2 separate regions of the Mus musculus genome follow, and region 2 is linked to region 1. A link is a loop called in an ENCODE intact Hi-C map of the cell type or tissue named here. Cell type or tissue: left cerebral cortex. All regions are shown on one strand. Links, peaks and the distances in the headings refer to the core of each region. The heading gives the core; the rest is flanking DNA.

What was found. Hi-C counts contacts between places; a loop is a spot of excess contacts. Peaks named below come from ENCODE experiments on the same cell type or tissue, not always from the same donor. Only the 100,000 strongest peaks of a DNase experiment are listed, where the experiment ranks them.
Region 2: it touches region 1 in a loop (5-fold over the local background); 4 of 42 quality-filtered maps call a loop at or near these places.

What each region holds. Positions count from the first base shown.
Region 1 is chr11:55,379,213-55,395,328 of GRCm38, forward strand. It overlaps Sparc (secreted acidic cysteine rich glycoprotein), which reads right to left. Exons shown (of 10, transcript NM_009242.5): 10 at 14,947-16,116. It overlaps Gm31842 (a long non-coding RNA gene), which reads right to left and starts at 3,638. Exons shown (of 3, transcript XR_388657.2): 1 at 2,160-3,638; 2 at 1,871-2,030. In left cerebral cortex, for the core only: CTCF peaks have their summits at 7,423 (motif pointing left), 7,622 and 10,724 (motif pointing right); DNase peaks (open chromatin) are centred at 4,532, 7,423, 10,737 and 11,266.
Region 2 is chr11:54,877,268-54,893,383 of GRCm38, forward strand. No RefSeq gene overlaps it. Among named protein-coding and RNA genes, the nearest start is that of Gpx3, 18 kb to the right of the region's middle. RefSeq lists an enhancer at 1,919-6,890. In left cerebral cortex, for the core only: CTCF peaks have their summits at 4,410 (motif pointing left) and 5,582; a DNase peak (open chromatin) is centred at 7,835.

The sequences.
Region 1 (16,116 bases), core at 3,927-11,926:
CTTAGAAGGGGGCCTAGTCAATATAGTGGATCCATAGAGCATGCTCTTAGGGCTCTCTCTCTCTCTCTTTCTCTCTCTCTTTCTCCCTCCCTTTCTCCTTCCTGGCAGACTTCGACCATCACATGCTTCCACAGTGCTGTTTTCTCTGTCTCTATCTGTCTGTCTGTCTGTCTTTCTTTCTCCCTCTCTCCTTCCTGGCAGTCACATGCTTCCACAGTGATGCTCTCTCTGTCTCTATCTGTCTCTGTCTGTCTGTCTGTCTGTCTGTCTCTCTCTCTCTCTCTCTCTCTCTCTCTCTCACACACACACACACACACACACACACACACACACACACACACACACACATTTTGTTACAGATGCCACAGACCCAAGTAACTTCAGGATGAAAATTTCAACTCCAATAAACCTTTCCTCCTTTGGCACTTTGTCACAGTGGTGGAAAGATGACGGACACACCCTTGAGATCTTTCACGATCAGGTCTTCTTCCTTTCTTGTATCAGTCATAATAATGGCCACCAGTGGACTGCAGTGACTGAATGCAGGCATTCTGAATGCCAAATTTCATATAATCCTCACAACAGTCCCATGACCCAGGGATTGATTCCCTTAAGGAAGGAAGAATGTACTTGGGCCATGGTTTAAGGGGATACTATCTACCATGGTGGGGAAGGTATGGTGGCAGCAGATGCTCATGGCTATGGTAGTGGTCCCTTTCTCACATCTCCATAGATCAAGAAGCAGAGAGAGACTGACCAACAGACTCACAGGGGCTTGGTACAAAGGTGCTGCACGATCGACCCAGTAGAACTCCTGACACCAGAAGCCAGTCTCACAAGTCCAGTGACTAAAGCCCACAGACCACAGGTGAGCACGAATGTGAAAGAAGTGTATAGGGAAGCAGGAGGAAAGTGGGGGAGAGCAGGGGAGGGGGTCTTCTAGATCTAAGATGCTGTTGTATGGGGAGTGAGCACACAAGAGAGAAGACATGGGGTGTCGTGGCTCTTCTCTTTCCAGGCTCAATGATCTTGTACACAAGGAAGAACCCAGCAGGTCTCGTGCAGAACAAGTAAAAACTGGGTCCGGAGAGATGGCTCAGTGGTTAAGAGCACTGACTGCTCTTCCAGAGGTCCTGAGTTCAATTGCTAGGAATTGATGCACTCTTCTGGTGTATGTCTGAAGACAGCTACAGTGTATTCATATAAACATAAATAAATAAATAAATAAATAAATAAATAAATAAATAAAACCTTTTTTACAAAGTAAAAACTGCACCTCAAACCAGTGAGATGGCTCAGCAGGTAGAGACACTTGCTGGATAAACCTGCAGACCTGAGTTGGATCCCTGGGGCCCACAGAGTGGTGGAAGAACCAAACAGATTCAACAGAGCTGTCCTCTTAGTGTATGCACTCCAAGTAAGACACGGGTACACAGACATGCATGCACGAGTGCATGCTTGAACACACACAAGTAAAATTTAAGAAAAAAAGAACTGTGGTTCTTAGACATGGTTTATTGTCTAATTTTAGACATTGGTTGATATGGAGTCACATTGGACAGTGCGAATTTTACTCGGTGTGCTTTGGGATTTGAGTACCCACGGGATGCAAGGAGCCAGGTGTGGGTGGTGTGTGCCTGTAATCCCAGCACTTAGAAACCAAGGCAAGAGGATTTTGAGTTCAAGGGTAACTAAAGTCTCCTTAGAGACAGACAAAATAAGTGGGATTTGGGGTGATAGGGATCAAGCCTGGGGCATTGTGGGTGCTTGTCAAGTACTCTGCCATTTGAGCCCCATCCCAGCCCTAGATTATGACTTTTAAAGGGAAAGCATGCGGTCGTGGTCTCCTTTAACCTTCTACAAGCCCTACCTTGGATTTCTGCCAATGCAGCTGATCCGGCTGTCCCAGATAAGTCTGGATTGTCTTAGTTCAGTTTTCTACTGCTGTGGCCAAGGAAGGGGTGAGTCCTTTACCATCACAGTGGGGAAGCACGGCGGCGACAGGCAGTCATGGTGTCCAGAGCAACAAGCTGAGAGTTCACATTTTAAACCACCAGCAGGAAACAGAGAGCACAAACTCCAATTGATGCAAGTCTTTGAGCTCTCAGAGCCTGCCCCAGTGACACACTTCTTCCAACAAGGTACTAGAAAGTAAGTACCTGTCCTAAGCTTGGAGAAGCTTCTAGGCTCTAAACAGGGAGACAGGAAGGGAAAATACGGTGCACCCCGGAGGTACCTGCAGCAGGCCAGCTGCCAGGTTCTGCAGGCTTCTCCCCTCCTTCCTTGTGGCTGCAGAGGAAAAGAACAAGCCCAGGTGGGGGGGGGGGGGGGCGCGCACAAGTGACCTACTAAGTTCCTTGCAGGGGTTGCCAGGCCTGACTCCAGGGAGTAGGGTGTGTGACCTGCTCCAGGCTTACACTTGGATCTCTGAGTCCAGCTGCACTCACCAGTTTCCAGATCATTCCAGCTGGTCACACATTTTAGGTAAGCCTGGGGTCACCCACACCCAACTTCGGGAGGACAAGAGGAGTGGGCAGGTGCTCAGCCCGTGTAACCCAACCCCGGCCCGCCTCTGATGCACACTGTGACCATCTCAGGGGTAGGGAGCAGGGTGGCCCAGGGCAGTCAGGAGAGTAGCCCTCACCCCACTGCTTCCCAAATGCCATCTGTACCAGTGCCCGGTGCTGCTTTTCCGATACACCCCAGCCACCTGCGGGACTGGTTACAGCCGCACACACACGGCTCTTTGTTTGCTGTCTTGTTTGTTTGCTGGTGTGCAAACAGGTCTTGTAGTTGAGGTTAGAGATTAGCCCAAGGCAAAGTGAGATGGGCAGAGGCGGAAAGAGAGGGGAGCAGGCCTGTGCTTCCCTCCCACTCTGCTACCCAAGCAGAGACCCCCAAGATCCCGATTGCAACACCACCAGCCTTCATTCACCTCCAGGAATTTCCTACCTCTAGAGCTACCTCCATGCAGAACCAGTCTCTCCTGCGCTGGGGGTAGGGGTAAGGTTTGGATGACCTTAGTTGGTCTTGGTTTGTTCTCAACAGTCTCAAGGATCCCGGCTGGTCTTGAACTCACTTTGTAGCAGAGGATGGCCTGGAAGTTTTGATCCTCCTGCCTCCACTTCCCAAGTGCTGAGATTCCCAGGGTACACCACCACGACTGGTTTATTTGGACCTGGAGGGAACGCAGGGCTTCCTGCAGACTAGACAGACAGGTGCTTTATCAGCTGAGCTACATCGCCAGCCTGGATCTTGAACTCCTGATCATTCTGTCTCCACCTCCCAGAGCAGAGATGTCAGCCGTTTGCTGTAACCCCATCAGGTTAGTCATTGATGAATGATGGGCAGGTATTTTGAACATTTCCAGGGTTGTGTGGGTAAAGGAAGGTCTCTCTCCTCTGAACCTCCTGGAGGTTCTTGCTTCTTGGCCCACAGATACCTGTGACTCCAGCTGCTAGGAACTGTATGTTCCCTTCTTGCCTCCTCATACAGAGATGTGGACATTCCTATACATGCACGCATGTGAGTGTGTGTGCACTTGTGCTCGTGCTCACACATGCGCGCGCACACACACACACACATTAAATAGGGAGAGACAAACAGGTACAGAGATTAATAATTATTAAAAAAAAAAGACATTAGAGGAACTGGAGAAATGTGTCAGTTAAGAGTGTTTGCTAGCTGGGCAGTGGGGGCGCACACCTTTAATCCCAGCACTTGGGAGGCAGAAGCAGGCAGATTTCTGAGTTCGAGGCCAGCCTGGTCTACAGAGTGAGTTCCAGGACAGCCAGGGCTATACAGAGAAACCCTGTCTTGAAAAAACAAAAAACAAAAACAAACAAACAAACAGAGTGTTTGCTGCTCTTCTGGAGAACCTGAGTTCAGCTCTGAACAACCAAGTGGGATGACTCACTATAACTGCCTGTGACTCCATCTCCCGCAATCCAGTGCCTTCTCCTGGCTTCTGCAGGCCTCTGGGCACTCACATGGTGTACAGACATACATACAGACAAGACACCCATAACACGTGAAACAAAAATTTAAAAAAATAAATTAATTAAGCTTTAAAAAACAAAACCACAGTGAGACAACTCCTGCAGGCTCCATGTTGTGGTCATGGCAGCCACAATGAGCCTGCAGGAGAGGAGCCACCACTCCGAGCAAACAGTATCCTCTGGGGTTGTATGAAGTGTAGCAGCTCTGATCTCCTCCCCAAACACTCGCCTTCCAGCTCTGAGAACTCTGAGTGGAAATTGTCTTGCTCAGCATCTTTGGTGATCTGGCTGGTGGGTCACCTCTGAGCAGCCCCAGGGGATCTCTGGCCCCTTCAGTAACCGCTGAGCCTAGTAAACACTCCCTTCTCCACAGGTCTTTCATCCCAAGAGGCCTAGCCAAATGCAGGCAGACGCTCCCTCACTCTCCTCCCTAAGCCTTTAAGTAGCTCGAAGCCCCGTCTTCTCAAGCCCTTTGGAAGGAGCTGGGCAGATTAAACTGACAGAGTCTGCATCCAGGTGCAGAGGAATCCAGGGCCTCTCAGGTTTCTTGGCAGAAGGAGAGAGAGCATGCAGAGACTCCTTCAGAACAAGTGAAACTAATTCCTTCCAGGGGCAGAAAAAGGCAGGCTTTTTTGGCAAAGGACTTGATAAGATGTTATCTCAGACACCACATGGGCACCCCGGGAGGGAGGCCAGGACTTGTTCAGCATGTGGGAAGATGGCTAGGGGCCTTGGAGGAGGGACTGGGGCAGGTTCAGGTGGAGGGCTGTTCTACAGCAGCCTCCTGCCTTTCCACTCTTTCCTTCGGAAGGAGAGGAGCATAAAGGGAAGGAGGAAGAAAAGGAAAAAAAAAGCCCGTGTGAGCTCCTCCCCCTTTCCAGGACAGATACAAAGACCTCTGGGCACCAGCCAGCCTATCTGAGTCCAAGGTTGCACAGTGGTCTTGTTGCCCAAGTCAAAGCACCAGAATTCGGATCCCCAGAATCCCCACAAATGCCAGGCAGACATGGAGACCCACCTGTCCAAGACACACCATCTCCAGAGCAAGCTGGCTAGCAAGACTCTCCGTAGCCTCAAATTGTGGGATTGACTCGAAGACTCTGCCTAGAAGAACAAGCTGGAAGAGGGATCAAGGAGCATCCTTGACATTACTCTCTCAAGCCTCCACACACACACCGCGTACACGCACAAGTACCCATACGTATGTGAACATGCATGCGTATCACACGCAATACACATGAAGAAAGAAATGAAGAAGAGGCGGCAGGGATGGATGAGTGATTCCTTTCTCCGGGAGGAAGATGGCTTCTCAGACACCTGAAGAGGAAGTAGAAATTGGCACGTTTGAAAGACAACTTGGCGTTGTCCGCCGAGGATGGAGCACTTGCCTGCTCTTTGACCAGCAACTCCATTTGCAGGGATCCATCCGGAGGAAAGCCTTCTCTGTGAGGAAATGTGTGCGCATGCTGCTCTCTGCAACCTGCTCTACAGCACGGGGCATTTGTGGCAACCAGTAGGGGCAGCTTTAAACGTTTGTGTCACACAGTAAAGTCCCCACAAAGAAGTGGACACACAAAAGCCACCACTTAAGAGAGATGATGGGTCAAATTTTAAAGCAAATACACCCCCCAGGTGTGATGTTTCATGGCTGTGATCTCAGAACTCAGGGGGCTGAAGCAGGGGAATTGCAGCAAGTTTGAGGCCAGCCTGGGTACATAGTAGAGTTCCACGGCAGCCTGGGTTATAGAATAAGACAAACAAAGGGCTGGGTTAGGGCTCAACTGATGGAGTGTTTGTCCAGCATGTAACAACAGTGCCCAAAATAACAAACCAGGCATGATGGGACACGACAGTAATCCCAGTACTCAGAAGGTGGAGGCAGGAGGATCAGAAGTTCAGGGTCATCAACACAGAGTTCAAGGTCAGCCTGGGCTACAAGACATTCTGTCTTAAAACAGAAGGGTCAGTGCCGGGTGTGGTGGCGCATGCCTTTAATCCCAGCACTTGGGAGGCAGAGGCAGGCAGATTTCTGAGTTTGAGGCCACCCTGGTCTACAGAGTGAGTTCCAGGACAGCCAGGGCTACACAGAGAAACCCTGTCTCGAAAAACCAAAAAAAGAAGAAGAAGAAGAAGAAGAAGAAGAAGAAGAAGAAGAAGAAGAAGAAGAAGAAGAAGAAGAAGAAGAAGAAGAAGAAAGAAGGGTCACTGGATAAAGGCACATGCCAGCAAGTCCTGGATTTGATCCCCAGGACTTACATGGTGCAAGGATAAAACTGACCCCCTCAAGTTTTTCTCTGATCTACACACACACACACACACACTAAGTGGGTATTTGAAATATCTGCATGTTTCCCTAACAGTGGCTTCTGTTTGCTTCCTTTCTTGAAGATGCTCCATTCTTCTGTGTAATACAAATAAATGTACAGTGTAAGTAAGGATGGATGGATAGATGGATGGATGGATGGATAGATAGATGGATTGTTGCTTACATCATTTTATTCTCTTTTTAAGATTTATTTATTTTAGGTATATGAGTACACTGTAGTTGTGAGCCTTCGTGTGGTTGTTGGGAATTGAATTTTAGGACCTCTGCTCACTCCGGTCAACCCCACTCACTCCAGTTGGCCCTGCTCAACCCAAAGATTTTATTATTATTATTATATATAAGTATACTGTAGCTGTGTTCAGACACACCAGAAGAGGGTGCCGGATCTCATTACGGGTGATTGTGAGCTACCACGTAGTTGCTGGGATTTGAACTCAGGACCTTCAGAAGAGAAGTCAGTGCTCTTACCTGCTGAGCCATCTCGCCAGCCCACGTCATTTTATTCTTATCATGTAATATTAGTGCATTACCTGAAATATATACAAGAAATAGTGAATGTCAATTTGTTCACAGCCTTCTGCACAGAGTGGGGTTTTCTGTCCAGTACCTCTCCCTTTGTGAGGTATTTTCAATACTGAAAGAAAATCTGAGGCTGGGAGTTGGAGGTGGCTTGGCTGTCATCATGTGATCTTCCACTTCATGCCTGCATTTGCGTCAGAGGTGAGGCTCCAGGCTTCTCCCATTGCACCTGGGCAGGCTATGGTCTCTTCTGAGGTCGGCAGCCAGGCTCCAGCTCGAGGCCACAGCCTCCTCTTCAGCTATCCTTTAGCTGAGAGCTGGAGGTGTGGTCTGTTTCCCAGGGTCCAGGGATCTTTGTGATTCTCTCTAGGGGATCCTGACAGTGTCATGAAGTGTGGGTAGTGAGCTGTGTCACACCTCTTCTTTCTGAGACTCAGTTTCTCCACCCGTGTAGCAGTGTACTGAGCGATGCCACAGTGCCAATGATTCCCCCAAGGTTCTAAAAAGCCACCGTTCAGGCTGCTACTCAGCCTGAGCTGAGCATCTGCGAGGTCCATTCCTGAGTACAGCCTGCCCCCTTCTGGTCTCTCGTGGTAGTGCTCAGTAAGCTTGGCAATTAAGACGCTGCCAATAGTGACTGCACTACCCTCTGGGACCTTCTAGGAAGCTGTGGCAGAGTCTGGAGAAACTAGAAGGCCTTCAAAAGACTAGTCAGTCCAGCTCTCCCGGGGTCTCACCTCCTGCATGCCTCGGCTCTTTCGCTTTTTTCTTTTTTCCTTTGCTATGCTATAGAATCAGGTCTTTGCACTTGTGAAGCAAGTACCCCTCTACCCATAGGACTCCATACCCAGCTGCTGTGTGACTTTTCCTGAAAAAACACCTTTTAAAGGTCTATTTACTCAAGCTAGGGAATTAACAATAGACAAAATGGCTCCACCCAAGTCCAGCTTAGTTTTGGGGTCACATGGGTAACGGAAAAACAGCCGCATCCCTGATTAGCCCATCTTGCCGTGAGTGACAGTTCACAACAGCAGCATCCCTGAAGCTGTATGCCTAAGTTGCAGGCAGCTCCTCAAGTGTCTTCTCCAGTAGCTGTTCTTTGCTGCTATAACCTTGAGGAAGGATCTCTATTGTAAGTGTTTCTGCCTAGGTGGAAGGGTATTCTGGGACTCAGAAGCCTAGGAGCCACGCAGCTCTGAGGGGAGAAAGTATTCCAGTGGAAGAGCATCCAGAGACGCGGGGCGGGGGGAGGGGGGAAGGAGGGAGGAGGGAGTGTCCAGGAACCATACAGCTGTGAGGGGGACAGTGTCCCGAGAGAAGGGCATCCCGAGACTTGGGAGCTCAGGAGCCACGCGGCTCTGAGGAAGCCTCCTCAGCAGAGGTGTTGCAGCTCCCAGAGGATGATGTTCCCAGCTGAGCTCAGGAACTTCAGCCGCTATTCTTTGCATCTTCTCAATCACTCCAGGCAATAAATCTCATGAAAGAGATTTATTGAAGGGTCCAGTGTGTGGAGGGACAAACCCAGGAACGGCTGCCCTCTGCTCGCAGAAGTGGGCAGCAAAAATTGGACAAAGAACAGTGCTTTTATAGAATTTCTTAGGGGTGAAGCTTTTCAAGGCAGAGATTTCCAGAGCGAGGATTGGTGGGATTTCAAGTCATGAGCTTGGGGAGTTCAAGGATTGGTGGGATTTCCTGTTCACGGATTTGTTGGTTTCCTGTTCAGGGATATGGGTTAGCTGTTCAGGGATTGGTGGGTTTCCTGCTCAGAAATTGGTGGGTTTGTGGGAAGCTCAGGGATTGGTGGCTTTTTTCACCCGCTTTTCCCTGAATCGGGGCCATGGGTTAAGGGTGGAAAGTCCTTCCAGGCTGCATTTGGCTTTTGCTGAGGCACCATCTCTGTGGAGCTGCTGAGGGCGGCGGGGGGAGGGGGGTGGAGAGGGGCTGGAGAGGAGGTGCTGCCACTGTAAACAGCTCCCGTGGGACGGATCCTGCACTAGTGTTTCACCAAGGATGTAGGCTGAAGCAGGAAAGGGTAGCCACTGTGGACAGCTCCTGTGATGGCTGCAGGCTGAGGAAATGTCGCAGTGCCGCCATTTTGACAGTAGTGACCATTTCTGACAGCTCCTACAGGGGCTCACCATGGCCAAGACTCGGGCAGAGAAGGAGGGGCCACCACGCTGCTTTAGGGACTATAATTGTAAGTTTCATTAGGTTCCAAAAAGGAATGTTGGAGGAAGTAGCCACAAGACCCAGCTCTTTTTCAGTATCGTCTCCTATTGCTGTGATAAAATATGCTGATAAAACCAAAGTAAGTAAGAAAAGGTTTCTCTCGGCTCATAGTTACAGTCCATTATGGCAGAGAAGTCAGCAGGGGCCTGAAGTGACTAGTCACATTTTATCCCCAGTCAGGAAGAAGAGAGCAGTGAATGTTTATCCTTTACATACAGTCCAGGATCCTAGCCTAGGGAATGGTGCCACCCATAACTGTTGAGTATCTTAGTTTAGGTTAATATTGCTATGACAGAACCATGACCAAAGCAAGTTGGGGAGGAAAGGGTTTTGGTTTACACTTCTACATCACTGTTTATTATTTAAGTTCCTGCTCATCAAAACAGGAACTCAAAGTCAGAGCAGGAACCTAGTGGCAGAAACTGATGCAGAGGTCACGGAATTCTCTGGCTTGCTCCTCGTGGCATGTTCAGCCTGCTTTCTTAAAGAATCTAGGACCACCAGCCCAAGGATAACACTACCCACAGTGAGTGTACTGGGACCTCCCTCAACAATCACTAATTGATAAAATGCCCTACAGCTGGATCTTATGGAGGTATTTGTTTCATTTGAGGTTCTCTCATTTCAAATGACTCTAGCTTATGTCAAGTTGGCACAAAACTATCCTGGACAGTGAGTCTTCGCATCTCCTTAACCTAATCAAGAGAATCCCACGGATGTGCCCAGAGCCCTGTCTCTCAAGTGATTCTATACCTAAAGTTGACAACTGAGATTGGCCACTGGGTCTCCTAGGTAGCCCTGGCTGGATTTGAACTCACAATCCTGCTTCCTGAGTGCTGAGACTTCACTGTGCAATGCTGTACCCATCAAAGAGTAATATAGTAAGATAGCATTTTGTTTTGTTTTGTTTTGATGGTGTTGCTTAGCAATCCCAGGCCCCTTCTCTAAATGAGCACTCTACTATTGGGCTAACCCCCTAGCCCTTCTTGAGTGGCTTCCAAACAAACAAGTGAGCTAAACTTTGTATCCAACTCTCTTTTAAAAGCATTAACCAAATTCCTTGGGCTTAGTTTGCTGTGTATTTTTACCTTGCATTTAAGATGCACTGGGGTTCAGCAACCTGTAGTCAAAGGACGATTGAACTTCACTTTGTGCTAAGTCTCACCAGGAATCATATGTCCATCCCCCCACTCAAGACTGACAATGACCCTTTTATACCCGTTAGACTTGTCCTTAGCCCCTTGGACTTTTCTGTTGTGGCAGGGGTGAGAAGGGTTCCTCATTGTTGCTATGCGTTCAGAATCACCTGGGTTGCAGGGCCAGCTCAGATATGAATTCAGCGGCTGAGCTTAAAGTGTTGCTACAATTACCACAAAAATACACAGTTTAGTGTGACCCTCAGGAATCAACAAGCCATTTTTTTAGTAGACATCCTAGCATATGAGAGGTAGTTGCAATTGTTCTTCTTGTTGTTGGTTTTTAAGTATTTGTTGTTCATAGGAAAATTGAATCAGTAATCTAGTGATCTTACCTGAGGGGTTTTGCTTCTCTGAAATTCATATTCCACATAAGGAAAATGAGGGGGCCAGATTGGACCTCCCTAAAGCTTTAAATAAATTCTAAGTCCCTAGGAACCTTCTTTCTCTCTAGAACCACCAGGGGGCACTCTCTCCTCGATGCCTCTTGGCCTGGTGACTGGCTGGGTCCCGCAGGATCTGTGTGCACAGCTGGAAATCAGGTTAGCTGGATCCAACTATGCCTAGAAAGACCTATCCAAGTAGAGAAAGGCAGATCACAGAATCAGTCCCTGAAGACAAGACTCTGTTGTCCTGATATCCACTGACCATTAAGTAGAAGAGAGGCTTCCCACCCACAGCTGGCTGGATGATACATTTCCAGGCCTGCCCAGGACCCTTTGAGTACGCCTATTCTTCTGTTTCGATTTGGACATATTGAACACTTATAGTCCTGCAGCAGGAACTACCGCAGACACTGCACATCTGGTACAGACTGAAAAGCCCCTGAGTTCCTTCCCAAAGCACATGTGGCCTTGGGGAAGAAATGTGATGGGCAGGAGAAAGGGGACAGGCCAAGACTGTGGAGTGTAGCCGGTGGTGGTGGTGGTGGTGGTGGAGACAAAGATGATGGTGATGGTGGTGATTTGTTGGCTTTTTCTGTACCCTGCCCACAGACTGAAAGACAGAAACATTACTGCCAGAATTGTCACAGGTGGGCCGTGAGATTGGAGTGTTGGCAGAGACTCTATTGGGTTACACTGTGTCTGGGAGGGAGGGAGGAAAGGAAAAAGGAAGTGGGGGGACAGAGGGAGGAGTCCTTTTCTGGTTCCTTTGACCCTGGTATCTCCCATCTCAGGTCTGGTTACCTACTCCCTAGGAAATGCTTGATTCGTTAATGGTGACCCAAAGACCTACACTTCCCGTAAGGGTGGGACAGCCACCATTTTAACTCCAAGATGATTTTAGGAAAGTTCTTTGGTTGGCTTTATGTCTAATTACTTGTAATGTGGTCTTCCTTTGAACTGTCAAGGGCAAGGTCTGATTTCTTTGTGTATAAGAAGCATGGGACATATCCACTCAAGCGAGGCATTGTTTCTCATTGTATTTTTATTGTGTTTATCTTTAAGGTCTAGCTCTAGGGTTGACCTTAAAGTCTAGTGTGTGTGTGTGTGTGTGTGTGTGTGTGTGTGTGTGTGTGTTCTGTTATTTTTAAAATAGGAGTTCATGTAGCCCAGGTGTCTTAGTTAGGGTTTCTATTGTTAAGACAAAACACCGTGACCAAAAAACGAGTTAGAGAGGAAGGGGTTTATTTGGCTTATACTTCCATATCACTGTTCATCGTTGATGGCAATCAGGACAGGAACTCAAGCAGGGCCAGAACCTGAAGGCAGGAACTGACGCAGAGGCTATAGAAGGGTGCTGCTTCCTGGCTTGCTTTCCCTTTTAGCCTTTCTTATAGGACCCAGAACCAACCCAAGGATGAACTACCCACCCAGTGGGCTGTGCCCTCCCCCACCAACCACTAATTAAGAAAACACTTTACAGCTGGACCTTATGAAGGCATCTTCTCAGCTGCGGTTCCTTGTTCGTATGTCAAGTTATCAGAAGACTAGCCAGCACACCAGGCTTTCAACTCACCTGTAGGCCAGAATAAACCTAAATTTCTGATCCTCCTACTTTACCTCCTAAAGACGAAAATTATAGCTCTGTGCCATCGTGCCCAGTTTATTTTGATTTTGGATTTAAAGTCAGGGTTTTATCCATACTAAATGAGTACTCTATCAACTCAGCCACAGTCATGATCTAGGCTGCATGATGCTGGTCTTCTGTCGAGGGTAAGGATACAATTTCCTTTGGATATTAAAGGGCTTTAGTGAAGGGGTTGTTTTATTTGGTTTAGTTTTTAAGACAGGGTCTTGTTATGGAAACATGAATGGCCTAGGATTCACAATGTAACCCAAGCTGCCCTCAAATGTGAGATCTTCCTGCTCCTGCCAAATGCTGGGACTACGGGTGTGTCTTAAGTAGTTTGCTTTAAAGCGGCAGTTTTTGACCTGTGAGTTGTGACCCTTTGTGGGTCGAATGACCCCTTTCACAAGGGTCACATATCAGATATCCTGCATATAAGATACTTACATGATGGTTTGTAACAGCAGCAAAATTACAATTAAGTAGCAACGAAAATAACTTTATGTTTGGGAGTCACCACAACATGCGGAATTGCATTAAAGGGTCACAGCATCAGGAAGATAGAACTGTTGCGTGCAGGTTTTTGTTTTTGTTTTTTTTTTTTGTTTTTGTTTTTTTCTTTTTCTTTTTGGTTTTTTGAGACAGGGTTTCTCTGTATAGCCCTGGCTGTCCTGGAACTCACCCTGTAGACCAGGCTGGCCTCGAACTCAGAAATCTGCCTGCCTCTGCCTCCCAAGTGCTGGGATTAAAGGCATGTGCCACCACTGCCTGGCTTGCATGTAGTTTTACGCTCTATCTGCCTTTAGCTCCGGGAAGTGACCGCACTACCAGCCCCTACCTGGCTTCCCTTAAATTCTCAGACAAAAGACACACACAGTTTGTTCCTTTTCAGCTTGCCTTAGGACACAATTGCTGGGCGTTACTATCTCTCGCCTTTAGTAATATTTTTATCTCCACTCTTCCCACAAGCCCTAAACTTCAGTGGCTAGTCCCACCTAGGCCCCGCTAAACATCCCTAACCACCCGCCTGTAGTAGTGGTCACAGGCCCCAGCTCGTCCTGGGACCTCACATGGCTGCTGTCATCTCTCTCCAAAGCACGGCAAAAAAGCCTCCTCTCCTTCCTTGCATCTTCTTTTCCAATTGGGACCTGGAAGTCCCGCCTACCTTCTTCCCAATTGGCCCACGGCTATCTTTACTGACAGATAAAGAACCAATTGGAGAACAGGACCTTAGCATCAGAACCGCCCCTATAGAGAATCACTGCTTTAAAGAAATTGGCGGACAGAGCCAGGAGGGCAGGGAAGCATCACCTCTGACGACTGATGGTTCTGTTAACTCCGTTGGCAGGTGACTGGCAGTGGGCTGCAGTGCACCTCAACCCAGCCTTGATTTTTAATTCTTCCATGCTGACTTTTCTTGAAAATTCTGAAGACTTGCTGTAGAAGACATTCACATTTGGAGATGAGAGGCCTGCTAAGTTCCAGCCTCTCTCTGCCCTTCACCGCCTTCAAGGTGTAGCCAAGTCATCTAAGCCCCAGAGCTCATTTCTTGAGAGCTGAGCTTTGGGGGTCAGTGCTGTGTGTTCCACAGATGATCTGACCCCGGCTGACCAAGGGGCAAGATCTTGTTCCCCACCTTGACAGAGGGAACAGTTTCACAGTTTCCACACCTGCACCCAGTCTTCGTTTCCTTCGCACACCATTCTGTCTGGAACTGTTCAGTTGTGTGATTCTGCCTTATTCAAGGGACATCTTGTCCACTGGAGGCACCCGACAAACAGCTAATGAATGCAACACCGTAGGAATTTCCTTTTTTTTTTTAAGATTTATTTATTTTTTTATATGTAAGTACACTGTAACTGCCTTCAGACACACCAGAAGAGGGCATCCAATCTCATTACAGATGATTGTGAGCCACCATGTGGTTGCTGGGATTTGAACTCAGGACCTCCGGAAGAGCAGTCGGTGTTCTTAACCGCTGAGCCCTCTCTCTAGCCCCCTGTAGGAATTTCCTAAACCCTCTGATTGCCCAGATTCCCAGAGACCATCAATATACTGGGCTTGCACACATAAGATCAGAACAAAACTTCCTAGATCCTCCCTGCCCTGCCCCTAACATCACACTGGTATGTCTGAGGGGCACAAGTTTCATAAAGTGTTCTGTGGGGTTTTAAGGATTAATAATAATAATAATAATAATAATAATAATAAAAGTGTTATTATTATTGCATCAACCACCAAGGATCCAAGACCTTGCTCCTCCACCTTGCCAGAGGTGTTGTTATTATTATTATTATTATTATTATTATTATTATTATTATTATTATTGAGGCAGGGTCTCAGTATGCAGTCTTAGCTGCCCTATAACTATATAAACCATGCTGCTCTCAAACTCACAGACTGCTGCTCATGACTGCCTCCCAATTACCAAGGTTAAAGGTGTGCACCACTACACTCAGCTCCCTAGAATTTTGTGTGAAGAAAATGTCTTGATTTGGGGTGAACACAGCTTGATTCTCAGACACTTGAAAGGTGGCTGGAATGATTAAAGAACTAATACACACACACACACACACACACACACACACACACACACAGGATGGGGGTGTGTATAGTCTTGTGTAGACGAGGCTGGCCTCCAGCTCACTTGTAGCTAAGGATGACCTTGGACATTTGACTGTCCTGCCTCTACCTCCTTGGGGCTGGGATTTCAAACATTCACTGCCACAGCCAGCTTAGGTTGCGCTGACGATCGAACCTGGGCTTTGTTCATATTGGGTAAGCACTTTATCAACTGAGCTACATCCCAGCCCAGGAACTGGCTTCTTCATGTGTTAAATTAGTGCTCACAGGAGCCATATCTTCCCTGTCTGAGTGTGTGAATATGTGTGTGTGTATAAAAGCACAATGGAGTGTTTGCTTCTGTGCACAAGTATGGCCATGTTTGTGCACACCTGAAAACGAAGCACCGGAGAGTAAGACACACATACCATCACCCGGGACAGGACAGCCGTTTCTAAGTTGTTACTTTTTATTTTGAAAGACTTGTCAAGCTCTTCACATTGCTGTGAGAGTTTGCATGGTTAATGAGAAGCAGCTTTTTCATGAAATGCTTGGAGGGGAACAATTTCTCAGCCTGTGAGATCTGACCATTCCGTTGGCTTGGAAGTTTCTCTTGATTAGTAGAAGGTTTCAAGTGGCAGGGGGTGGGGAGAGGTGAGGGGGAACATGCTAGAAACTTTATGACAGCCATCTAGATGTGAAAAAAATCAAACCAATTCACCAGTCTCACTTCCTCTACGTTACAACCTTTTCTGTCTTCCTCTTGAGTCTCACTTTCCTGAAACAGCCTCCCAGTGCCTAGAGCTCCCGGCAAGAACCTGAAAGCCCAATTGCAGTTGAGTGATGTTCTGGCCCACCCATGGCTCACCAAAACTAAAACCAACAGCCAAACATGGAAAGAAACGCCCTAAGAGTCGAGAAGACAGCAAGGTCCCGGGCTGCTGGGAGTCTGTCATGTGTGCCACAGCTCTGGATTATTCTGTCTTTCCTTGACCTAGGCTACTAAGACTTGCCATGTGGGTTCTGACTGGTGGGTCCTCAGGTCTCACAGCATCTTTACCCAAATTTTGTACCTGTGTCTGTAACTTCCCTCTGCCTAACTCCAAACCACCAGGGGAAAAAGCCCACATCCCCCAAAATGAAATAAGCACAGAGTCTGGGTGAGTGTTAAGAGTCAAATGCAAAACAGAAATGAAAGCTAGAGATATCTCCTCGTGCTTGTGGACGGTGAGCTTATGCAACTCCGTTTCCAACACAGCCAGTGAGACACTGGGTA
Region 2 (16,116 bases), core at 4,224-12,223, 500 kb before region 1:
AAATACTTTAGCATGAGCCCCAAGACAAGGACATTTCTCAGTAAACCTACAACTGTTTTCTCTTTTTAAAAGTGATCTTTAGCCAGGCAGTGGTGGTGCACGCCTTTAATCCCAGCACTTGGGAGGCAGAGGCAGGTGGATTTCTGAGTTCGAGGCTAGCCTGGTCTACAGAGTGAGTTCCAGGACAGCCAGGGCTACACAGAAACCCTGTCTCAAAAAAACCAAAACCAAACAAAAAACAAAACAAAACAACAAAACAAACCTTTAAAAGATCTTTAAACTTATTTAGTTCATGTGTATAGGCGTTTTCCTATGTGCATGTAAATGCACCATGTGTATGCCTGGTGCCCACAGAGGCCAGAAGAGCCATTTAGATCTCCAGGAGAGTTGCAGATGTTTGTGAGCTGCTCTGTGAATACTGAAAATTAAACCTGGGTCCTCTGCCTTGGCAAATGTCCTTTAGAACTGAGCTGTCTCTCCAGGCCCTACTTTTTTTGTTTGGTGGTTTGGTTGTTTGTTTGTTTGTTTGTTTGGTTTTTTGTTTGTTTTTTGAGACAGGGTTTCTCTGTGCAGCCCTGGCTGTCCTGGAACTCACTCTGTGGAACAGGTTAGCCTCAAAGTTACAGAGATCCACCTGACTGAAGGTGTATGTCACCACCACTTGGCTTAAAAGATACTTTATTACATTTTATTTGTATGTGTGCATGCACATACATGCTGTATCATGCATTCCACATGGGGTCAGTTCCCTCCTATCATGTGGGTCCTGAGAACTGAACTCAGGTCATTAGGCTTAGTGGCCCGTGGCTTTCCCCAGTAAGCCATCTTGATGTCCCCACAGCAGTTTTCTATTTAGGCAAATTAACAGTTCAATGATATCACGTGATATACAGTTTACATTCAGAGTCACTACTGTTCATGGTGGCTATTCACCTTGACTGCATCTGGAGTAAAACCCAAGCATTTGGGCACACCTGTGTGGGATTTCTTATTAACTAAATCATTAAAAGTGGGAAAACCCACTTTTTGGTTTTTCGAGACAGGGTTTCTCAGTATAGCCCTGACTGTCCTGGAACTCACTCTGTAGACCAGGCTAGCCTCGAACTCAGAAATCCGCCTGCCTCTGCCTCCCAAGTACTGGGATTAAAAGCATGAGCCAGGGCTGGCAAGATGGCTCAGTGGTTAAAAGCACTGACTGCTCTTCTGAAGGTCATGAGTTCAAATCCCAGCAACCACATGGTGGCTCCCAACCACCTATAATGAGATCTGATTCCCTTTCAGGTGTGTCTGAAGTCAGCTAACAGTATACTTATGTATAATAATAAATAAATCTTTAAAAACAAAAAAAAAGCATGTGCCACCAGTGCCGGACTTAACCCAGATCTTTTGAGGTGGGAAAATCTGGGCCACACCCTTTGCTGGCAGTCTATATAAAGAACATGGAAGAAGGAAGCTGTTCTCTTTTGCTTGCTTGCTGTCAATGGCAAGTCCTTTCTTTTACTGGCATTAGATGCTCCTTCTTCAGGAGTCTGGCATGTACTGAAGACCAGCCGAGACATCCAGTCTCATGGACCAAACAACTACTGAATTCTTGGACCTTTGATTGGTAGACAGCCATTGTTAGACTAGCTGTTCCACAGCTGGTAAGCCATTCTTATAAGTCACACCCATGCATGCCCACACGAGTGAGTTCTGTTCCTCTAGAGAATCAAGACAAATAGGTATAAAAAGGAAGTTGAGGCAGAAATGCTGCAAGCTTAAGACTAGCCTGGGCTACATAGCAAGTTTAAGGTCAGCCACGGTGAGACCCTTTCTCAAAAACGAAACACCAGTAAGAAATCAGAAAGAAAATGAAAGTGAAATGAACTGATTTTCATCATCCAACACCAACATTTGGCCTGTCGACCTTTCATTTTTATAAATGTGTTGTCGGGCTGGTGAGATGGCTCAGCGGTTAAGAGCACTGACTGTTCTTCCAGAGGTCCTGAGTTCAAATCCCAGCAACCACATGGTGGCTCATAACCACCTGTAATGAGACCTGACACCTTCTTCTGGTGTGTCTGAAGACAGCTAGAGTGTACTTATGTATAATAATAAATAAATTCTTAAAAAAAATAAATGTGTTGTCATTTATAAGGAGATCTCTTCTTGGTATTATGCTATAGACATCTATTTCACTGTAGTCAGACGATCTGTTTGGCCCAGGTTCTCATTTGAGGCTTGGTTTGTTTTCAGTGCTGAGTTATGTGTCTGCTAGATCATCACAGGAATATTTCATGATGATTTGAACTTTCTCCACAAGGAGGCAGCAAGCAACCATGCTAAGATTTCTTAAACTTTAAGGAAGCCCATGCGCGTACACAGCTTACCCTGACCCTGTGGGCAGGCATTAATAGTAACATCCTCACTGGGAGTGTTGGCTTCAGGCTTTTAATCCCAGCATTAAGGAGGCAGAAGAGGGCAGATCTCTGTGTGTTTGAGGCCAGCCTGGTCTGCACAGTGAGTTCCTGGCCCCTGGAACCCCACAGTCGAATGATGTCTCATTTTTAAAACATTAATATTATCTCCTTTATATGGATAAGAAAACTGGAGATGGCAGAGTAAGTGTAGGGTATGGACTCCAGGATGCAATGTTGCCTTCTATCTGCATTTAATTCACTCCTAGGCACAGTACCGGGGACACTTTGGAGCATACAGGAATAAATAAGAAGATTCCCGTCCCTCGGCAGTCCTTATCAGGTGTGAGGACGAATTCATCCACAAATAGACCAGTGGTCACACAGCAGAATAAACAAGGGCCCAAGAAGGCAGGAAACTCACTCTGCCTTCAAGCTGCTGGTGATGCTGTGCACGGCGTTATCAAAGAGGGAAGATAAGAGCTAAGGGGTGCGTGACCGGTGACAGACACTGCTGAGACATAGAAGTGTCACGCTCTGTTTTACAGGGAAGAAAGCTGCTAGTCAGTATGGTTAAGAAATTGTACCAAAGCTAGCAAGTGGTTGAAATGCTTGCTGCTCTTCTAGAGGTCCTCAGTTCAGTTCTCAGCATCCGTGTCCAATGGCTCACAGCCTCCTATCACCCCAGCTCCAAGGGATTCAATACCCTCTTAGGCAGGCACCCAAAGGCATCATAAAAGACAGACAGACAGACACACAGACAGACACACACACACACACACACACAAGAATAAAAATTAAAACCTTAAAAGAGAGAAACTTGTATTGGCAGGCTTAAAGCCCCAGCTACCAAGAAGGCTGGGGCAGGAGCACAAGTTCAAAGCCCGCTTGGGCAAAAATGATGAAGATATCGTTGAGTGATAGAGGGATTGTCTAGCATGTATGAGGCTTGGAGGAACAAACGATGATAGGGAGGAAGGGAGTGAGGGAAGGAAGGAAGGAAAAAAGGAGACAAAAAGGGAGGGGTGATGACTAGGTTGTTGTGGCAAAATATTAGAATCTTTTTTTTTTCTTGAGATAGGATCTCATGTAGCCAAGGCTGGTTTGAACTTATTATATAGATGACCTGTGACTTCTACTCCTCCTGCCTCCACTTTCCAAGTACTAGAACTGCAGGTGTTGTGGTACCTCACTTGGCTCATGTCTTGTTGGGCAAGGCATGACAACTTTGGCAAACATGGACAAAGACAACTTTAAACACTCTGAGCAAGCATGGAGCTGACTGAGCGATATACCATTCAGAACTCACATCTTAATATGGATTTCCCAGGCCCACAAAAGATTGTGGCTGTGGACACAGAGCAAGGACAGACTTCGGGGGTCAGTGTGCCTAGGCAGGGGAGGAGTCTGAGGAAACAGTACTCCCAGGTCTGGTGGCACAGGCTGAGCACAGCAGGAAAACCAGGCAAACAAGAGCATTCCTCTGTATTTTGTTTGCAACTGAAGTAAATGACATCATGGGTGCTGTAAAAGATTAATCTGGTGCACTGTGTCATGGAACAGAGGCACCAGTTAGGGGGTTGTTAAAATAATCCTAGCCAAAGATAACTACAAAAGCAACGGAAGCCAAAGGGCATTGCTAGGACAAGCTTCCCCAGGGTCCCGAATCTCATTAGCTGTCAGGGAAGACAGAAGAGATGCCTGTGACTAAGGTCTCCCTGATAGGCAGCCAAGAGGATGTGAGTTAGACTCACTCACAGTGGCAGGACAGACACAGGCAGCTGGTAGTTTAGGCATGGTACCTGAACCACAAGATAAATGACCCAGGGAACTAGCCAGGTAAAACTTTTACTGAAGACTCATCAGGGGGGCTGAAGAAATGGCTCCCTGGTTAAGAGCACTGAGTGCTCGAGTTTCAAAGATCCTGAGTTCAAATCCCAGCAACCACATGGTGGCTCACAACCATCTGTAATGAGATCTGACGCCCTCTTCTGGTGTGTTGAAGAGAGCTACAGTGTAGTAATAAATAAATCTCTTTTTTTTCCATTTTTTATTAGGTATTTAGCTCATTTACATTCCCAATGCTATACCAAAAGTCCCCCATACCCACCCACCCCCAGTAATAAATAAATCTTAAAAAAAAAAAAAAACCTCATCAGGAAGCTGGGCGTGGTGGTACAGGCCTTTGATTTCTGAGTTCTAGGACAGCTTGGTTTAACAGAGCAAGCTCTAGAACAGCCAGGCTACACAGAGAAACCCTGTCTCAAAAAAAAAAAAAAAAAAAAAAAAAATCAGATTCAGCCAGGAGAGCCAGGCATATATCTGCTCTACCAGCTCCTGAGACACAGAGGCAGGACGTTAAAGAATTAAAGATCATCCTTAGCAGCACTATGAGTTCAAGGCTAGCCTGGGCTATAAGAGATGCTATTCCATATTGGTGGTGCACACCTTTAATCCCAGCACTCAGGAGGTAGAAGCAGGTAGACTTCTATGCGTTCAGCTTGGTCTACTGAGTTCCACGTTAGCCAGGGCTATAATGGTGAGACCCTGCCTCAAAAGAAAACCATAACCAGACAGGTTCAGCAAGGGGAACCAGGCATGGTGGTACAAGCTTGTAACCTCAGCGCTTGGAAGGCAGAGGCAGGAGGATGACAGGCCCACAGCCACCCCGTGCTTTAGCATTCTCCTTTCAAAACGGAACAAACAAAAACAAATGAAACCAAAACAACACAAATAAAGAAAAGATAAATAAGGTTATGTGCAGGCCTCTGTGAACTGCTATCCTGCCACTGGGTTTCTATCTTCAAGATACAAAATCAGTGGGCAGGGAAGATGGGTCAGGCCAAGCCTGAGGACCTGAGTTTAGTATGTGGCACCCTTGGTGGAAGGAAGAACTGAGTTTCACAAGTGGTCCTCAGATCTCAGATGTGGCAAATGTACACGTATACACACACACACACACACACACACACACACACACACACACACACACAGAGATAGGTTTTTTTTTGTTGTTGTTTTTTTTTTAAAGATGAGGTTTGATAGAATGTAGAAAGAATGGAAAAGACAGAGGCCTATTCCAAGTGTAAATGCATCGAGAAGTCTCTGGAATGTGGGGGGTGGGGTGGGGGAACCACAACACTCCTGCAGAGACACTGGCCAGCCAGCAGGATGAGTGCTTCGAAAGGCTGGCTTTCAGCACCTTTCAATTATGGCGCAATGCCTGTGTCCTTGGGAGGTCATGTCTCACCACGGAATTAGAGACGCTGTTTGTGCTGTTCTTTTCCCAAGTGGTAAATATCCTGATTTTCCGTCTAATTCTCGGGTTTAGACATGCCCTCCCTTTCCCAGAAATTCACTCCCCAGAGTTTTCCCCTGTGGTTTCCCACGTCCTCCCATTTCACCCTTCCAGTTCCAGCAATCTGCCATCCCTGTTCAAAACAATTCTTAGCCCAGCTCCCCTCTTTTTCTTCTTACTATGCAGCCCAGGCTGTGCTTGAATTTACTATTACAATGCCTCTGCCTCCTGAGCCTCAGGTTACAGGCCTGAGCCACCAAGTCTGCCTTCCAATCACTGTTTAAAAACCAATAAATCATTTTTGTCGTTATTGTTTGGTTTTGTGTTTGATTTTTCGAGACAGGGTTTCTCTGTGTAGCCCTGGCTGTCCTGGAACTGGATATTTAGAACCAGGCTGGCCTTGAACTCAGAGATCCTCCTGCCTCTGTCTCCCTAGAGCAGGTGAGTACCACTATCCATTTTTATCAGGTTCTGAGGATCAAACCCAGGGTCTTATGCATGCACTGTACCAACCGAGTCACATCCCCAGTGGCAATCCCAGTACAAACACAGACAGCTATCCTGGAGTCTCTGGTCTTTGATATTAAAGACCATGTGTCAGGTGAAACTTTGATCAAACAAATCCACTTCATGCTTTTTTGGTTTTGTTTTGTCAGCCTGCCTTTCTCTATAGCAGTGTCAACCATGTGCCTTTAAAGTTGGTAGGTTCCTTGGGAGCACTTTTACGCGGTTTCTCAAAGGATATCCAGCATGGATCTGCCAAATCTCAACTGTTCAGCAGAGGTACCGGGTTTCATGTCAATCCCGGCATCTCAGGGAATCCTCCAGGCACAGGAGCACAAGCGTGTAACGGAGAAGCTTGGTGTGGTGGCCTTGAGGTCACACAAAGCCATAAGGTAAGGACAAAAAGGACACACTACGTGGCAACGCACTCATCTCCTAAGTGATTCTGTCCTGAGTGATTGGCTATGGGGAGAAGTAAGTGATCGGCTGAACCAGACAGGACTCAGGTCCTGTGCTCTGTGTGTGTGTGTGTGTGTGTGTGGTGTTATACATTTGCGCCGAGCTGTGTGAAAGTCAGAAGACAACCTCAAGTGCTACTTTCCAAGTGTAGTTCACCTTCTTTTTCTTTTAAACAATTTTATATATATGTATTTTTTTTTTTTGGAGGGGAGTGCCCTGATCCATGTACACGAGACCATAATGCAGGTCAGAAGACTATGTCCACAAGTCAGTTCTCTCCTTTCGACATACAGGTTGGGAATCAAGCTCTCCTCAGATCTGTGGCAACGAGTGCCTTTACCCACTGAGCTGTCTTGCCAGCCCTCCCTTGTTTTGAAGCAAGGCCTAGATGAACTCTTCAAGATGGCTGGGCTGATGGTCAGTGAGCCCCAGGGATCTGCCTGTCTCTGCCTCTTCAGTGTTGGGACTGCAGATGTGGGCCACACACCCGTCTTTTTTTTTTTTTTTTTTTTTCATTTTGTGTGCATGCAAGTGCCTGGTGCCTACCAAACACAGAAGAGGGCATTGAGGATCCCCTGGAGCTGGAGTTAGAGACAGTTTGAGTTGCCCTGTGTGTACTGGGAACTGAACCTAGATTCTCTGCAAAAACAGGAACAGGAAGTGTTCTTAACTGCTGAGACATCTCTACAACCCCCACCCCCAGCTTTTAGAGAGAGAGAGAGAGTGAGAGAGAGAGAACGAGAGCACTCTAGGGATTGAACTCTGGTCTTCAAGCTTGCAAGACAAGCACTTTTCAGGCGCTAGCTCTTCCTGCCTCCCTCCAAGTGCTTTTGAAATCTCTCTTCTCATTTGATGTCACTATAGTGCTCTAATCATGGGGCTATTTGACCAAATAAAGAGGTAAGTCAACGTAATAGCCTTCAAGGGGCCACCTCTGACTCTTGAGGGCCTCCAGGGTTTGGGAAGCCCTAAGCAAGGCTGCAAGAGGAGCGGACGGAGGGCACTCTCCCCAAAGCCCTTTCAAGCCAGGTCTTTGAGCACCATAGGCTCCCAGCAGCCAGCCCTCCCAGTTTGTAAATTCTTGACCAGGAACCTCCTGTTCTCTCAAATTGCTCAAGTGGTGGAGGGGCCAATTTCCTGCGGTTTAATAAACAGGCTGTTTATAGCCAGGAGCAGTCACGGGGCAGCAACCAGCAGGGACAGGCCAGGAGGTCATGCTGCTCCTGGAGTCAGGCTCTTCATAAACACCCGCCCCTTCTCCAGTGAGCCTCCTGGGAGGGGACAGCTCTGAACACACGGCCCTTGCTGGGCAGAGCACCAAGAACCACACGTTTTCCTTCTTTTTACAATGTCTGCCTCTCTCCCTCTCCACTCTCCTGCCCATCCCCCTCCCTGCACCCCCTATCTTCTCTAGTGGACAAGGATGCCTTTCCAGAGGACCTGCACCTGGTACCTCTGAGTGGGCAATTGATCTTTCTGAGCTTCAGTTTTCTTGGTTCTCCTATTATCCTTCACCCTAACCTTCCCTCTAAGGAGAAATCCTTTCCCTTCCCTGCCTGTCTTCTCCAAACTTGTCCCCATTGCCACTGCTGGCCATGTTAAGCTGATTGCCCTTTTACTGCCTTGGGGGATGGACCAAAAAGCCAGGCTTCAAGCTCAAGACAACTGATTCTGATGGGGTCAGGCTGGCCTTGGCACGTTCCCACAAGGCCATGCCCTAGGGCTCTCTGCTTTTTAATAAACTGATCCTATCATCTGGAGGGTAGGTTGGGGTGGAGGAACAGTGTAGAACAGGAGGGCATAGATACTTTGCTTGTTGGCTTCTTCTGGACTTCTGTCTGGCTCTTCCATTGCCTTAACGGTAAGAAACTACCATGTGAATGGCAGGCAAGTCCCCTCCGTTGTCTGGACTACAAATGCAGGGCACAAAGTGAGCTCTCCAAGATGGAAGCCTGTTCTTCTTCTGTTATGATATAGTAGCTGAGGACTCCATCTTAGAGGGCTGAGGCCAGCCCTGTGAGCAACCTGAGGCTGATAAGACAATACAAAACACCGGCCTAGGATGTTGTCCCATGCCAGCAGAACTGAAGGTCCCCAGGAGCAGATGTAGCCTTTAAAAAGTTGCAGTCTTAAATCCATCCAAGGAGATTGTGGTTAGTTGCAGCTTTAATAAAATTTGGCTAATTAAAACTTGATAAGAGTTCAGGTGGTCTCTCCCGGTGGTCTCAAAGTCTGCAACAATGAAGAAGCACTCTAACCAAAAGCAAATTAAAGAAAGAAATGGTTTGTTTGTCTGATACTTCAGTTGATGATCCAACAATGAGTGATGTCAGGGTAAGAACTCAAGCAGGAACTTGAAGCAGAAATCAAGGAGGAAGGCTGCTTGATGCTTCACCCTGAGGGTCTAACTAACTTTCTTATACAACCCAGGCCCTCCTGCCTAAGGGTGGTGCTGCCCACAGTGAGCTGGGCTCTCCTGCATCAAAGATTAAGACAATCCTCCACAGGTATGGCCACAGGCCAATTTGATCTAGAAAATTCTTCAACTGAGGCTCCTTCTCAGATCAGTTATCTCAGTCTGTGTCAACTTGATGGACAGTTAAAGCTAACTAGGACAGATCCCATCTCCATTACCGAGAAGCCAGGTTTACTGAACCTCTCTATGCCTGCTTCCTTCATTGTAAATCAGCACCCAGCACTTAGGAGGTACAGTCAGGCAGAGTTTTGTGAGTTCAAGACTAGCACGGGTTATATAATAAGCACCAGGCTAGGCAGGGCTACATTAGGGACACTGTCACAAACAAATAAATATCCCCAAATTCTCCCCTTCCCCCAAAAAATGAGGACTGGAGAGATGGCTTAGTAGTTAAGAGCACTGGCTACCTTTTTCAAAAGGCTTGGAACCTCTCTAGAATGTTTGGTAAAGCCTTGACTTATGACTTTCTTTGGTCTATAACTAATGAACTCTCATGAAACTACTACTAAGGAGGGACATGTTACTTAGGGCAACTTGAATCTTAGCCAGAGCCATTCATATTGGCATAAGAATAAATTCTATCTTATTCTTGTTGAGCTGATAATTGTTTTGTGTCCACATAAAAACCATCATGGGCACTTATTTAGAGGCAGGGTCTTAGGTAGCTTAGGATAATACCTCCAATTTGAAGTGTAGCTGAGTGTGACCTTGAACTGCTGATCCACCTGTTTCTGCTAGAATAACAGGCAATGTGCCACCGTACTTGGTTTATATCATGCTTGGGATCAAACACAGGCTTTGTGCATGTCAGGCAAGCATCCTACCAACTGAACTACATCCTCAGCCCCGTCACCGTCATCTTGACCAGTCATAACCATGTAAATTGGAGGGACTGTATCCCACGTCCAGAGCCAAATCCTTCCTTGTGTTAGTTCTCGCTCAACACTGTGACAAAATACCTGGGAAACAGCTGTCTTAGTCACTGTTCCACTGCTGTGAAGAGACACCACGACCAAGGCAACTCTTAGGAAAGGAAGCATTTCATGGAGGCTTGCTTACAGTTTTGGAGACTGATCCCTTATCATTATGGCTGGAAGCAAGGTGGAAGGCCTGCAGGCATGGTGCTGAAGTAACTAAGAGTTACACCCTGATTGCAGGCAGAGAGAGAGAGAGAGAGAGAGAGAGAGAGAGAGAGAGAGAGAGAGAGAGAGACTAGGCTTGTCATCATGTTTTATTTTTTTAAAGATTTACGTATTTTATGTATATGAGTACACTGTAGCTGTCTTCAGACACACCAGAAGTGGGTATCGGCTCCCATTACAGATGGTTGTGAGCCACCATGTGTTTGCTGGGAATTGAACTCAGGATCTCTGGGAGAGCAAAAAGTAGTCAGTGCTCTTAACTGCTGAGCCATCTCTCCAGCCCCCTGGCATGGGTTTAAACCCTCAAAGCCCACCTCCCATCCCCAGTGACGCACCTCCTCCAAGACCACACCTAATCCTTCCCAAACTCCACTAGCTGGGAACCAAACATTCAAATATCTGAGCCTATGAGAGCCATTCTCATTCAAATACCACAGTGGCTCAAGAAAGGAAGGCATCATCTTAGCACACTGTTTCGGGGAGTCAGTCCAGGGTCACTAAGTCTCAAGCACTTGGGCAGAACGTCATGGTGGTGAGACTGTTGCAGAGCACAGCTGCTCACGTTATGGTCAACCAGGAAGCAGAGAACAAGACAGGAAACAGCTGGGGAGGACATTCCCAGCGATCCACTTCTTTCAGACAGATTCCGCTTTCTAAAGCTTCCAGAACCTCCCAAAATAGCACCATTAGCTAGGGACTAAGTGTTCAAAACTTGTGACCACTGGGGACATTCCAGATCAATCCATGGCAGTCCCCATGTAACGCACCAGCTTGGCCACTACAAAACCCCTTTTTTATAGACACGAGAAGATGAAACCACCAGACAGGAGATCCACTATTCTAAGAAGCCAGAACCAGTGTTTCTATGCCACACCTCGAGGCTTGAGTCCTGCCATGTCCTGCATACATCTTATATTTGTATAAGGGAGATGGCTCAGCAGAGAACAGCAATGGGCCAGCCTGGACTCCTGGGCATCTTCCTAACCTTCCCATAAGCCACCAGGAGAGAGACAAGACCCTGTATGAAAGCAGGTCCTGTCCTCTGGGGGACCCTACCTCTGAGCCATTTGTCCTCACTGCCGAGGCAGGAAGCAGCAACTATTCCTGAGGGCAGACAAGGAGGGCCAGAATCTAATAGTAAAGCTGTTGGCCCATGGCTCTGATCCTCCCAGGCTTTGGGCAGACCTTGATTTGTTTGTTTTGTTCTGATACAAGGGCTATCCTGGAACTTAGTCTATAGCCCAGGCTGGCCTTGAGCCTGCCATGAGTTTTCCATCTCAGTCTCCAGAGTGCTGGGTTATTGATGTGTACACTGTACATAGCTAAGGACCTTGATTTGGACAGAGGAACATGAACGACTGAAAGATGGTGAGAGACACAGGGAAGAAGGCACCAAAAATGAACAATAAAAGGTCTTTGTTTTAGCTGAAGTTCCAGACCTGGGCCACAACAAAATGGCGTCTCAGGCTGAGAAGAATGGCTAAGACATCAGAAAGCCGGTGCTGGAAAAAGGGTTCAGAAGTTAAGAGCATTGGCTGCTCTCGCAGAAGACCTGGGTTCCCAGCACCCACATGGCAGCCCACAACTATCTAAGTCCAGTACCTTGGGATCTGATGCCCTCTCCTGGTCTCTATGGGCACCAGACACACACATGGTACACAGACACATACATATAGGCAAAACATTCATATGCGGAGAGTAAAACAAATCTTTAAAAATATTTATAGAGCAGCATAATGAGATCCTGTCTCAGATGACCACAGATAGATAGATAGATAGATAGATAGATAGATAGATAGATAGATAGATAGAGAAAAAATGAATAGACAAATAATCAATCAGGAGGCAGATAGCTAGGTGAAGAGGCACATGCCTGAGATCCTATGTCTCAGGGAGGCTGAGGCAGGAAGACTGAAACAGGCCATTTTCAGTCTGTGTGATAAGGAAGCCCCTTGCCTGATCCTTACAAACAGAACTGGTGCTAACCAATCAGCACACCAGCTTGGTCTCCATGCTCTCCTCAGAAGGAGAGTCTCTTAGCACCAGCCCACTCTTGGCCTTTGTTTCTGCTTTCTCAGCCGTTCCTTGTTCATAAAACCCAGCTCCCCCCTCTTAGTTCACCAGAATGCCTTATTTCATGGAATGAAGTGCTGTCTAATTCTAGAGTAGAAAACAAAACCAATTAAGATCATGAGACCAAGTCATTATGATTTTGTTATTTGACAAAACTTTCCTATCAGATAAGCAAACTGTATAGCTGGTAGCAATTTATCTTTTAGACACAGCACGAAACAAAGACTGGGGAAGTGGAGGCAGAAGGATGAATAGTCCAAGACCAGTTTCGTCTACACAACCTGACCATGAAATCCTGTAGCAAGCAAACACACTAGAAGCACAGGTTGAGACTGGGGCATACCTGTAACCAGGGCACCTGAGGCAGGAGAGGTAGGACTTTGAGGTCAAGTCTAGGCTAGATAATATGAGACCTTGTCACAAAATAGTTTTTACAAAAGGCTGGGAGCCAGGCATGTTGGCACATGCCTTTAATCCCAGCTCTGAAGATGAAGAGGCAGAGGCAGTAAGTGGATCTCTGGGAGTTCGAGGCTACCCTCTTCTACATAGTGAATTTAAAGATATCCACAGCTACATCAAGAGACCTTGCCTAAACAAATAGGCAAAACAAACAAACACACAAATAAACAGGGCTGGGAGCCAAGTGCAGTGGTGCAGTGGTGCATACCCCAAACCAGCATTTGAGAAATGTAGACAGGAGGATCAGAGTTTAAGGTCATCCTTGACTAGATAGTGAATTGGAGGCCAGCCTAGGCTGTATGAGACCCCCATCTCAAACACACCACACCACACCATAACACACACACACACACACACACACACACACACATGCACACGCACACGCACACGCACATGCACGCGCACACACGCACGCACGCACGCACCGCTGGGGGTGGGCATAGCTCAGTGGTAGATGTGTCTCAGAGCTAGAACACCTACCCTTCCACACGGGAGACTCTGGGAACAGTCTCCAATACAGAAGAAAGAAGGAGGAAGAGGAGGCGGAGGAGGAAGAGGAAAAGGAGGAGGAGGAAGAAGAGGAGGAGGAGAGTCATGGGACTTATATTTAGTATAATCTTCCTCTTGTGAAGGCAGCTACTGTATCTGCTATGTTCGCTACCACATCCTTAGTGCCCAGCCCAGGTCTTACAACAGCCAGCCCAATAAATATGTGGGAAATTTAGGGACTGGAGGGACAGGAGGAACAGCATCACCTCCAAGGTCATCTATATTATTAGCTTAGTGGCTCATGAGCACATTGGGCCAGTTCACTGCAGCTCCAATAGCCTTACTTCCCACAACTGTAAAATAAGCCTCGTTTAGTTTTTACTTTACAGGTCTCTGAAAACAGTTTGATCTGTGTGTCTGGTGGTACAACCTGTAACCCCAGCATTACAGAGGTTTAGGCAGGAAGATCAGGAGTTCAAATTTATCCAAGGCTGCATAGTGAGTTCAAGGCAGCTTGTACTATATTTGACCCTGACTCAAACTAGAGAAAGAAGGAAGGAAGAAGAGAGTTTGGAGGAGAAAGTGTGTGTTATTTAAGCATGGGATGTCAGTGTGAGGACTGTTTCTTGTTTCGGAGTGAGCCTATGTTGACCAATTTACTCTAGGAGCCTTTCTGAACCAGGGCCAGAGAAAGGTCAAAGGACAGAGATACATTCTAGAATAGGAACTAAAGAGGCTGCTTGAAGAAATAGTAACTGTCTATATAGGGCTGGGAGTGGAGCTCAGTGAGAGTGCTTGCCTAGCACTGTAGAGATTGTGACCATCTCTAGTACCACAAAAATGGATGGATGGATGGATGGATGGATGGATGGACGGATGGATGGATGGATATCAGATAGACGGACGAGTGAGATGTCTTGTTAGAATGTGAGGGCCAGCTATGTAGCTCAGCAGAGTTCTCGCCTAGAGTGCATGAAGTCCTGAATTTCCCAATACCACATAAGCCAGGCATGGTGATGCCCACCTACAACCCAGCACTTGAAAGGTGAGCAGAGGTGTATTGGACATGCAGGTCATCCTTAGCTATACAGACAGCTCCTACTGAGAGACCTGAGACACTGTTCTCAGGGTTGGATGTAGGGAAGTGGGGACGGGAATGCAGTTCCAGGAAGAAAGGAAGAAAAGGACTCGAGAAAAAAAGGTTAATTTTTTTTCCCCCACGTGTGTGGTGCTCCTGATGGGGACACACTGAGCCTTGCTGTGTGACCTTGGGCACACTCTGTCTTGGACCCTCAGAATGCTCATTTAAAGCAAGACTGTAACAGTCAGTGCCTCACAGAGCTGACCCTGGGGTCAGGCTGGAAAACAAGTCAGAAAGAACTTAGGTTGTCCATCAAGTTCTTAACAATAGGGTGACATGTTTGTGAATTAAAGCATTCCCTTAACCCTCTGTGCCTCAGTTTCCACATCTGAAATGGGTGTGATGGGAATCAAACTGGCAGTGTTCAGACCTTACTGAGCAAGAAGCGACACCACCCTCATTACTGTTGCTAACTGAAACTGACTCTCAGTTAGAACCCAATGTCACAAGTAGAAGAAAAGTATCATTAACTAACCTAACTTAACTAAGGCAGAGGAATGTTTACTCAACACCAGTAGCAAGACAGGGGCTGGGGCCACGCTAGGCGGGGATCAGAACTCAGGAACAGGGAAGGCAGCTGCGTAAACATCTGTCGCCAGAGCCCAGGGGAAGGCACAGCCACAAAGCTGGGTTCTTTAGCGACTGATGCATTTCCAGCTTCATACTGCAGCCTCAGCCTGTGTCCTCTGGGGCTCCAAGAGCAGAGGCGAAAGCCCTGGGAAGGCACCCTGGCTCCAGAAACCTCTGGTTTTGGTTTTCTATTGTTGCTGTTTTGTCTTAAGACTTTTATTTCTTTTATGTGTATATATGTATGTCTGCCTGAGCTTAAATGCACCACATATGGCCAGAGGACATCGATCCTCTTTAATTGGTGTTATAGATGGCTGTGAGCCTCCTGATGTGGGTACTGAGAACTGAACTTTGATCCTCTGCAAGAGAAGTGAGATCCACTGGGCCATCTCCGTGATTTTTTTTTTTAATTATTATTTTGTGTACATTATGAGTATTGTGGGGAGAGATACATGGGTATATGTTTGTGTGTGGACATGTGTGTGAAGGAATTTGCCTGCATGTGGGTCAGAGGTCGACTTTAGCATCTTCCTCAACCTCTCTCCACTTTATTTATTTGAAGATTTATTTTATTTTTATGTGTGTGGATGTTTTGCTTGCATGTATGTCTGTATACCAGGATATGCCTGGTGTCAAAGAAGGCCAGAAGAAGGCATCTGATCCACTGGAACTAGAGTTAAAAGTAGTCGTGAGCCTCTGTGGGAGAGGTTAGGGGAATAACATGTATGCTTAGAAGTAAGCAGTCCTACTTCACTTAAAATTCAAGACAGCTGGATGGGTAAGAGAGCTCAACAGGTAAATGGGGGCTTGCTGCTAAGTTCAATCCCTGCGACCCAAATAGTGGCAGGAAAGAATCAAGTCCTGAAAGCTGCTCTCTGGCCTACACACAGTTACTGTGGTACACAAGGAATGAATGAATGAGTGAATGAATACAATTTAAAACAGAATATTTTTTTGAAATATCCATTTGAGGGTGACAGAATTAAAAAAGGAAGAAAGGAGAGGAAGGGAGGGAGGAAGGGAGTAAAGGAAAGAAGGAAGGAAGGAAGGAAGGAAAGAAGGAAGGAAGGAAAGAAGGGAGGAAGGAAGGAAGGAAGGAAGGAAGGAAA